2 separate regions of the Homo sapiens genome follow, and region 1 is linked to region 2. A link is an interaction called in ENCODE POLR2A ChIA-PET data of the cell type or tissue named here. Cell type or tissue: PC-9. All regions are shown on one strand. Links, peaks and the distances in the headings refer to the core of each region. The heading gives the core; the rest is flanking DNA. Region 1 overlaps ACOXL (acyl-CoA oxidase like). Region 2 overlaps ACOXL (acyl-CoA oxidase like).

Evidence for each region. Peaks named below come from ENCODE experiments on the same cell type or tissue, not always from the same donor. Only the 100,000 strongest peaks of a DNase experiment are listed, where the experiment ranks them.
Region 1: POLR2A ChIA-PET joins it to region 2 with 10 read pairs; 2 of 35 experiments call an interaction of 5 or more read pairs at or near these places.

The regions. Positions count from the first base shown.
Region 1 is chr2:111,030,170-111,035,545 of GRCh38, reverse strand. ACOXL (acyl-CoA oxidase like) reads right to left here. Exons shown (of 18, transcript NM_001142807.4): 15 at 3,832-3,919. It overlaps LOC124907866 (a long non-coding RNA gene), which reads left to right. Exons shown (of 2, transcript XR_007087182.1): 2 at 1-341. Among named protein-coding and RNA genes, the nearest start is that of ACOXL-AS1, 83 kb to the left of the region's middle. RefSeq lists an enhancer at 1,960-3,159. In PC-9, for the core only: a CTCF peak has its summit at 2,465; a DNase peak (open chromatin) is centred at 2,665; H3K4me3 peaks cover 1,586 bases; H3K27ac peaks cover 2,622 bases.
Region 2 is chr2:110,899,752-110,905,127 of GRCh38, reverse strand. All of the region lies in intron 10 of ACOXL (acyl-CoA oxidase like), which reads right to left. Among named protein-coding and RNA genes, the nearest start is that of ACOXL, 170 kb to the right of the region's middle. RefSeq lists an enhancer at 1,191-1,691. In PC-9, for the core only: no CTCF peak of the experiment used is centred there; no DNase peak of the experiment used is centred there.

The DNA of each region.
Region 1 (5,376 bases), core at 294-5,293, 130 kb before region 2:
AAAGCAAGAGACAATTCTGCACAGAGCTGGAAAGTAGTGGATGTAATTTATTTAATAAAAGTGCCTCCTTTCTCCTTTTTTGTTTAGGAATTGGTACACCCTTAGGGGTTCAGACAGCACCAAGGCTTCAGAGCTGCACTTTCTAGGGCAAGACAAAAATGTGTATCACAGAAAAATAACGATTTATCATTGTAACAGTTACATCCCACTACGGAAACCACCAGAGACTGCTTAACATTTTTATTTCAAACACGGTTTTCCCTAGTTTTCAGGTGACAAACGGAGACAGATGCCAGAAGGTGTTTTTCCATTTGTTCCTAATAAAAATGGCTAAATTCTGAGTTCATTGTCATCTGGGGTGACATTAAGACTGTGCTTTAGGCCGGGGACGGTGGCTCACGCCTGTAATCCCAGCACTTTGGGAGGCCGAGGTGGGCAGATCACGAGGTCAGGAGATTGAGACCACCCTGGCAAACACAGTGAAACCCCGTCTCTACTAAAATACAAAAAATTAGCTGGGTGTGGTGGCGGGCACCTGTAGTCCCCAGAGTAGTGAGCAGAGATCATGCCACTACACTCCAGCCTGGGCGACAGAGCGAGACTCCGTCAAAAAAAAAAAAAAAGACTGTGCTTTAACAGACTGATCCTTCTCTTCCTTCCTATGCATTCTTCCTTCAAAAGGCTCCAAAGGCAACATCTGGGTCTGGTCACTGAAGACAGATGGGCTCCTTCTACTTCTTCTCCCATCCCCTGGAGGCCTCTGCCAGAGGGTAACATGCTATTTGAATGTAATGATACGCTGGTGAAATTTTACTGGCTAGTGTTATGTTTAGTGCATCCTTATCTTTAGGACCCGTTCTGTACAGACCTCCTCATTACAGATGGATTTCTCGATTTCAAAACATTCCTGGGCTTTCTAAATGCTGTCATTGAACTAATTCTTATGATTTTTCTTCCATTACTTTCTTTATACTTCCAAGTCCTCTTTATCTGACATTGAACCTGAAGCCAGTTTCCTGAAAATAATCACTTGTGCTACTGTGGTTATGAACCAATAAAAGGTTCAGGGTTGATTTGGATTTATTTTGTACTGTGCCATCATCAAATCCTTGATATTTTCTCCGGGTGTGAAGACCTCATACACTCAGACTTAACCTGTTTCATTTTCCTCTTTTTCTTCCCTTTAAGGAACAAGGTCGAAAATGTTCTACTTTGGTTATAAGAACTAAGGTTTTCCTAGAGTAGTGATTAGCAGTAATAAAAAGGTTTTATTAAACATTAACAAAGAGCCAGATGCAAAGGCAAGAGCTTTGGAGCGTTGTCTCATTTAATATTTCCAACAGCCCCACGAGGTAAATATCATGCTCTCTACATTTTATAAATGAGGAAGAAACTGAAGCTCAGAGAGGGTTTGTAACTCACTCACAGTCACACAGCTGGTAGAGGTAAAGCCGGGATCTGAACCTGGTGACCTGACTCCAGAGCCCCCATCCTCAGTCCTCACTAAGCTCCACTGTGCTCTCAGCAAGCAGGCTGTGCAGCCCAAGGCTCAACTGTCATGTTTCTAAGGTGAAATGAATTGTGCAGTGATTCTTTGACTTCCCCCTTCCTTTTCAAACTTGATCACATTTCTGAATGCTTAGAAGTTTTGCACCAGGAGTCCATATAGTCCATCCTCATGTCCCAGGAAGGGCGATATCTGTGGTCAGTACATAGGGGCCCAGAGGGAGGAGCCAGGGCCACACCACCCCTGAGAGTGAAGCCAGTACAAGTCTACCTACAGTGAATGAGAAGGCCCAAGACACAGTCGCCTTCAATCAGGGTGTCTCAAGTACTGTTTCATACCCCAGATATGTTTCAACCCGATCGGCAAATCTGAAGAAATAACCCACCAACAGAAGAAGGGTGGTTTACATAAATTTCTTAAAGGAATGAGGTTGATGCTGAGTGTATGGAGATAGTCCAGGGAAGTAGACACACTGTGGGCTCTAGGGTCTGGAGCAGGTCACAGGGGACACTCAGATCTCCAGCCAGGCCTGAGGACACGAGCTGTCTTGATAGTGTGACTTCCTGCAACCTCCTAATTATAACTGAATTCTATCTGAAGATATGCTCGTAGAACAGATAGGGCATGTACTGATGACTTGGTGGCTGGATTTTCTTTCTGATGAATAAACTGGCATTTAGATTTAAATATGACTCATTTTTGAGTTCAATTAAGATAAGTCAGTTTCTCTGAGCCTGATACACTGTGGGTGGGCAATACATTAAAAATGTTGAGTCTGCAAATGACGGGACCCAATCCTGTGCCTTCATGACCCATAGTCCCTGATGCTCCTGGTCCCTCTCCTCGCTCCTCCTCCATGTCCCAGGAAGCAGAAAGTGGAACTCAGTCAGAATCAGGAAGGCCAATGCGGTCATGGTCATTTCAGAGTGTGGTCACTGGGTGGAGACCAGTCTCTGGGGAGGTGTTCCCATGGGGCCCCTGCTTCCCGTCCCATGAGAAACCTGTGCTCTCGGCACGTTTACTCCAGAGCCCTGTGTTAGGAGGCTCACCCAAAGGTGCAAGGTCCCAAGAGCTGGTCCTTAGAAGGAAGGAAGAAGCTGGGCTCAGTCTGAGCCTAAAGCACTCACTCCAATCCAGCTCTCATCAGAGCTCCTAGGGCGGCTCCCACACATTCCTGCAGGTATAGTCACATGGCACTGAATCACATGCACTTTGCTCTTTTGGAACTGCCCAGTCAGGGAGGAAGGGGGATGGTCAGGCTGGGAGGTTGTGTTGGACGCAGGCACACTCCTAGGTTCCTGGCCATAATACCTGCCCTGATCCCACCGAGGAGCCCATCTCCATCCCATGAGATAGTGCCCCAGATGCAAGCTGTGGTATGACCAAACCCAGCCCTCCCAGGGCCAGCAGTGACCCAGTGTGATGAAAAATCCCATAAAGCTACCAACTCAGTGAACAACTGGCCTTTCTCTTTTAACAGCTTCTTCCCATAGATCAGGACATGATGAGAAACAAACTGACGATTCTTGAAATTAAACAATAATTTCAATGATAAGCCGTCATGGATCTTACTTGGTGTTCAGTGTTTCATTTTATTTTGCTATTTTGGTCGACTGAAGCCAAAATGAATACTCAAGTTTCTCAATCTCAGCATTACTGTCATTTGGGGCTAGATAATTCTTGGTTGCAGGGGAGCGGTCTGTGCCCTGTAGCATGTTAGCAGTATCCCTGGCCTCCACCCACTGCGCACCAGTGGCACTACCCCTCTCAGTGTGACAACCAAAAACGTCTCTAAACATTGCCAAACATCCAAACGTTGCAAAATTGCCCCTGGTTGAGAACCACTGCTTTAGAAGGTTGACCCAGTTTCTTGCTAATTTGATGATGAGGTCTAAGTAATTCTGGCACTTAAAATTCCTCAGGCAGGACCCCTGTTAAAACACTCTCACTTTATCTGTGTGCACACCCTCCCGTTTAGGAACGAGATCATGGTCAGGCAGAGGGCCACTTCTGAGGGACAGGCATTTTGCCAACTGGCTCCTGTCAAGTGCTTCGTGTGATTGTCAGGTTGTGTTAAGTGAGCTGTTCCTGACTGGTTTAGCATCAGGCTTTGTGGGTGTCATATGGTCAGTGTTCCTAGTAAGTTGGGAGTTGATTTACCACAAGCTTCAAGTCTCTGTAAGTCACTTGGGGCCCTAAATTCAACACACGGACTGTCCCTTCCCTGTGTGTTGGGACTGTCCTTTCCCTGCAGAGCTGTGTCTCCAGGGACCCGTAGACCCCTGAGTCACTCAATTACAAATATTCAACAGGAGCCAACTGACCTCGGTGAGTGTGTGCCAGGGACAGAGAAGCCACGTGGTGCAGACACGAGTTCCAGGCATGGAAAAAATCCTCCTTCTTGGTCTTTACCTGTCCAATCGACAGAAGAAAAATCACCATTGAGGATATTGTGAGAGAGTCTAACTTAATAGCAAGACAGACGGCAAACATCCAAATTTTCAGTACTACATTAAGCATGGACACAGTGCAGAACCTTCTGTAGGCTGGCCTCTGTGACCTGCAAAAACTGCTTGTTAGATGAATAAATATCATACATGTAGAGAAGCCCTGTTTCCATGCTTATATTAATTTATACTAATGGAGGTCACAGACGTTAGAGAAACACGTGAAGGGGAGAATGCAGGCACAGATCAAGTGAGGCTGTTCTGATTGGGTCACTTACTGCCTGAAGAATTCAAAATACCAGAACAAACTACTTGAATCTAATCCTCAACATAACCAGCCCACGTTCCCTCCTTCCTTCCCTTGCAGTCAGGAGCTTCCATTTGTTTCCAAAGTGTTTCTCAAACATGTTATGTCTCAAGAATTGGCACTGACTAGCTGCCATGTTTGATATATGTGAGGAATTAACATAAACCTGGAGATAGGATCCAGAGTGATGGGGATGTCATTTATGCATGTGACAAATAGCTTTTCTGCATCTACTCTGTGCAAGATAGTCTTTCAATCACTCTAATGAAGCGAGTCTTTTTTCTTTGCTTTGTGTTTTAGTTGGAGGGAAGTGAGGACATATTAATATAACTAGAGTAAAATAAGAATGAAGAAGGCACAGAGAACAGAAAGATACCGAATCACAAAACTAGTAATTACCATCATTTAGGAGGAGCTGAAGGTCTCAGATTCTTATCTGACCAGACAGGAGAGTTAAATGTGGCCCGTAAAACTTTTCTTTGTTCCTTCTTGACTTTCTTTGTTTCGAAAACCACATGGGTTTAATACTTAAACTTTTAGCATTTTTTTTTTTGTGCTCAAGGAAATAACTCAAATAGAAAGTTACACTCAATGTATCTGCTTCTCATTTGTATTTAACTCACACCCTGACGTGCCCTCTCAGTTAAATAGTTACTTGCTTCCCTGCAGCTCTGCGGTTTCTGCGGGGCCTGGAGATCCACATGTAAAATCCCTGCTGTAACACAGTGCTTTGTGCTCCGGTGGAAAAACAGCGCTGCTGAAAGCCTCTACCCATGTATAATTTAGCAACATCACCTGGGGCCGCAGGCACAGTTTGGAGGACAATGTCATGGGTGCCTCGGGATCCACACCTAACTGGGGCATCTCATGACAATCGAGGGAAAGGATAATGTCTGCTTTGCTCCCTGAATTGATATCTCTCTGCACTGGTGTCACAATTACAACTGAAAGGGTGTGGCAGATGCATGCAACTCTCAGGGAACAGCCTGCAGCAGAACATCTTGGCAGGGGGAGGACAAGAGCTGGCCAGACACTTCTGGAAGTTCTGGAAGGAGATGCTGAAGCTCTACCCATTCCACTGTAAAGGACAACACCAGGAAATCCCAGTTAATATG
Region 2 (5,376 bases), core at 188-5,187:
GCCCCTCCTGCGAGGCCCAGCACCTTCCCTTTCCAGCTGGTGTCATGTGCACCTGTGTTAACCATGTGCCTCTGATGCTTGGACATCTGAGACTTTACTGACCCTGGAGGGACAGGGGCTCCCAGGGCCAGCTAATTGCTGAAGACAGCAAACGACTCCCTTTGAGTGCATTTTTCATATGCAAATGAATCAGTTCAGGACCCCATTCCCGCTGCTTCCTTTATCTGTCTCTTCCACTCAGGGCCTAACCTAGTCTCCCCAGGGCCAGGTACCAGACAACTCAGGACAGACAGATCCTATGCCTCAGAGCCTTCTGAAGTTATCCATACTAGCCAGTCTTAAACCTGCTTACCAACCCTGCCCATCTCTTCCTGTGGAAACCACAATAAAGGCTCTTGCCCACATTTTCCCTTCATGCCCTCTCCCTTCTAACCAATGCTATTGTTTCCCCGTGTGGCCCTGCGTGGCATGGCGTGCCCCTTCTCTTGGGAACTGTGAGTAACAAACTATGCTTTCAATGGCTGTCCTCTTCTGATCTGCCAAGCTCACCATACTGAGTAATAATACAACCTACATTTTAAAACAGCACCTGTCACTGGACTCAGCCCACTGAGGGAAGGCCCGCTCAGTCTTCTGGTGCCCCAGCCTGGCCTGACATATGCACCCAGGAAAGACAGAGGCAGGAGGGCAGATGAATGTCCTGCCAACTCCCAGCAGCTCCACAGCAACCCCTCCACCCACCCTTCCCTGCTTCTCCTTGGAACGTTTGCTTGTCATTAGATGCTCTGAACAAAATTCAATTCTCAGACACTGGTGTGCTGGCTGGGAGCCAGGGCAGTTAGGACAGGGATAGAAGATGAAATGAAAGGAAGGAGCCTCCCCTATGCCCAATAGCCCATTCCACCACAGGCTTTCCTGCCAGGGGCCAGAGGGAAACAAGTGGGTGGGCAGAAGAGTAGGCACCACCCAACTCTTTCTTTCCCTCCCTCTGGCCCAAGACCCTGACAATCCCCAAGCACTGAGCAGGGAGTTTACTCTCACTTCTCACCACCCATCAGATGTGCTCTCTGGCTTCTCCAAGGAGGAATGACACTGAGGGCTACTGAAGCTTCTCCCACCCAAAGATGCAGCAAGAGGTCAGCCCTGTGACTGCCACCATCAGCCCCATGCAGGCAGCCTGGCAACAGCAGAGGTAGCAGAGACCGAGGGCCTCAAGACTTAGGGTCCCCAGAGGGCCTGGCCCGTGAGAGACCCTGCCCTGCCATGCTGTGGTCACCCTCTTATTTATGCTCTCAGGCCCCATTGGCCTCACCAAGGGCCATGACAGTCCAGGCCTGGACTCTGGTTGCCAGCATCCTGGCACAGGGCCCTGAACACAGCTCACAGGGCTGTAATCCCTGCAGCTGGCCAGCAATTACCGCCTGCCAGACATTTTTATTGTTCCAGTTTATGATCTATGTGGACACAATATTCTTCCCATCCTTTTCCTCCACTGGGTTACTATTTTCCTTTAAAAACACATACAAAGGCTATATTTCTCTCTGTAAATATAATTTTTATTTCAATACCAAAAAAAAGTCACTTAGCTCAAATTTTTCATGGTCTTTAAAATCAAAAAGTGGTGCTTGTGCGCACAGCGATATCCATGTGAGAATAAAGCCGGGCTCGCAGAGTGCTGTGAATGATGCCATTTAAAATTATAGATTTGAAAAGCTATTTCTAGATTCCAGCAACTCCTAAGGAATAGAGGAAACATTTATTTTGGGTTGTTTTATTTCATTCCCACTCAATTTTGAACGCGGCTGCTTAAGGCAATATTCGTCGGATGTGACATGGCTATTAATCACCAAGGCAGCTACTGCAGGCGCAGCCTCTGGGGGGGCCGCGCCATTCGCCTTCTCCCCTCTCCCTCTGGTCTCTTCTCCCAAAGGAGGCCAGTGACCTACTAAAAAGATAATTACTTCCCATGTTTCCTGCTCTGCAGTACCATTGCAACCAGTCAACTTCAAAGGAGAGGAGCTTTGGGGCTAAGCCTCACCCTGGACTCTGAGACTTCTTAGGGTGCAAACTTGTTTGCAGGTATCCCTGCAACCAGAAGAAGGAGGAACAAAACCTCCTCCACCGTCAAGGTGCTGACCTCTGTAGATAAAAGCTCAGTTCCTTCCTGGGCTCAGGCCACCTTCCTTTGTGGCCACCTTCCTTCATTAATAACCTGACCACAGGCAGGATTCAAGAGAGCTTGTAAGTGCCTGGCAGCTGGACCACTGCACCCCATTCCCAGTGGCTCCCACAGAAACCCTCCAACCTCTCACAGAGTCCACAGCCCATCTGTCCTGTTTCTCCCCCTTCTCTGGGGCACTCCTAGACATACAAACTCAGAGGGCAAATATTTTACAAAGTAGGATATTTTTAATGCCACCAGTTGAACTTGGAAGATTTGGCCCAGCTGGCCAGCCAGGATGTAAACATCTGGCTTCTTATTATCAGTAAGAATGTGTGAGAGTCAGACACCCTGATCTTCAGCCCTAAGCCTCACCACCTCCAACACCAGGTGATCCCACCCTCCACCTTGGGATCATGGAAGGGACCTCGCTGCACACAATTCCTGCTGCTTTTTTGTTTTGTTTCTTGTTCTTCCTTTTTTGTTTGTTTGCTTTTGAGGCAGAGTCTCACTCTGTTGCCCAGGCTGGAGTATAGTGGTACAATCTCAGCACATGGCAACCTCCATCTCCTGGGTTCAAGAGATTCTCCTGCCTCAGCCTCTCGAGCAGTTGGGACTACAGGCCTGCACCACCACGCCTGACTAATTTTTGTAATTTTAGTAGAGACTGGGTTTCATCACGTTGTCCAGGCTGGTCTCAAACTCCTGGCTTCAAGTGATCTGCCCACCTGGGCCTCCCAAAGTGGTGGGATTACAGGTGTAGCCACTGTGCCCAGCCCTGTTTTTTGTTTTTTTAAGTTGAACATGTAATGGTTTGCCCTTTGGGCCTGAGCAATCCTACACTGAAACATCAGCTTAACATATAACATCCTCTGTGTTTTACCTGTCATTCCCATGGGCAATTTTTTCTTTTTCCATTTTTCTTTTTTTTTTTGACAGAATCGTACTCTGTCATCCAGGCTGGAGTGCAGTGGCACAATGGCACAATCTTGGCTCACTGCAACCTCTGCCTCCCGGGTTCAAGCAATTCTCCTCCCTCAGCCTCTTGAGTAACTGGGATTACAGGTGCATGCCACCACACCTGCCTAATTTTTTGTATTTTTAGTAGAGATGGGGTTTCACCATATTAGCTAGGCTGGTCTTGAACTCCTGGTTTCAAGTGATCCACCCACCTCGGCCTCCAAAAGTGCTAGGATTACAGGTGTGAGCCACCACACACCACCCAATGGGCAACTTTCAATCCATCTGTAGAGGAGATGGAAGAAGCCTGTGTGTGTGTAAGTGAGTGTATATGTGTGTGTGTGTGTGTGTGTGTGTGTGTGTGGCGTAGAGATATATGCTTCTTTGATAGTAGACTTGACTGTGATTAAATACACAAAATGGCCCCAGGAAAGAGTTCTCAAAGTGCCCTTCAGATCCTTGAGAAAACTCAACAAATAACTTTTCCACCTTCTCATCACCTCTTTTCCTCCCAACCCTCAACAGTCTATCAATCCAACCACCCCAGAATAGAATACATGATTCTCAATGGTGGTGAAGAGTTCAATGACAATGGCAATTTTTAAACACGGGAATATTTCAGATATGGAAAGAGATGAGAGTCTGTGGCTCTGGTGTCAATGTCACATAGTCTACATACAGAGCAGTGAGAGCACCCCCAAACCTGCAAACACAGACACTAAAGCTCAGATTTCCTTGGCCAGAGAGTGTAGCTCTTCAGAGAAAAAGCCCTTGCCAATTATTCTTTTCCTTTCTCAAAGTTCATGCCAGATCAAAAACCTGGGGAACATAAACACCCTCCCCAACAAGTGCCATGGATTTAAAGTTGTGGCCAAGTATCCAGCAGGGGCTGACACTCTGCTGCTGGAGACTGCAAAGACTGTCTACCCCATCTATTAACACTGCAAAAGCAATGCTGAATGGAGCAGGCTGCAGATCCGTACAGGATTAGGATCAGGCTGCCTCCTCCCACAAGCTGAGGGATGACCCCCGTGGAGACCACAGAAGCCCCTCAGATAGGAGACAACACCACCCAGGATAAACCTGCAGCCCTGGCTCTGTATTTCCATTGAGTGGGTCATTTCTAGCCAGTGTTATAACCCTGACTGACAAGGACCAGTAGGGTCACCCTGGATCTGATATTGGCCAATTTCAGATTCTTTGTTTGAGGGTTCAATTACACAAACAAAAGTGGGTCTAACCCATCACGCTATGGTTCAAACCTACTTAAAATAAACACCAAGGAACCTGGCTGCCTTTGTACTGAGTCTGTTCTTGTCCTCTCTAGTGACTCATGCTGCCTGTAGGAGACCATCCTGGGACCAAGTCAACATCATATCCCCACCTGCATCACCAGCACAAGATAGAATGGTTAGAAATTCAGGCTTTGGATCAGACACACCTGGTTTGCACACAGACTCTAACACCTGCCAGTGTGTTATCTTGGGCAAGTAACAGAAACCCTCTGAGCCTCAGGTTCCTCAACCATTAACTGGGGCTGATAATGAGCATGAGGACTAAGTGATGCCTGACATGTAGCAGGTGTTCAAGGCATAGAAGGCTTCATCATTAGAGTCATTACCATTAACTCTGGAGTCTCTAAAATTACCTGCGATGCTGCTCATCCTTGATCTAGGAAAGCCATTTTAAATTTTCCCCAAAAAGCACTCTTTTTGTTTCTTTTTCCCAAACAAAGCACTAACTTACTCTGCATCACTAAAACTGTTGTAAAAAGAGCTTCAGGGTTAAAGTCTCTTCTACTCGACCTTAAATTAAAGATAATGAGATTGCTGAGAGGGAAGAAAACAAGCTAAGTCCACTGACTTTTTTAGAAGAAGTGTGTGTGTGTGTGTGTGTGTGTGTGTGTGTGTGTGTGTGTGTATGTGTGTGTGTGTTGAAAAGCTTTCTAACAGCACCTGCACCTTTTATGTTCCCCAAAACACCAGCCAATTTTCTTCTTCCCAAATTCCATGTAGAGACAGGGTGGACAAAACAAAAACCTAGGAAAGTGGTGTGGACAGGGCCTCCTAGCACAATGCGTTGCCATAGAAGCCGCGAGTTCTTTCCAGAGTCAATCAGCCGACCCTAGAGAGGAGCCTGAATGTTTTTCAGACAGTTCTCACCCAAGGGAAATTAATTTACTTTTCAGAATGATAGCCTTAGCAATATCTGTGAGTGACAGAGTGGTTAATGTTAGTCGTCAGAACTGTGATTCC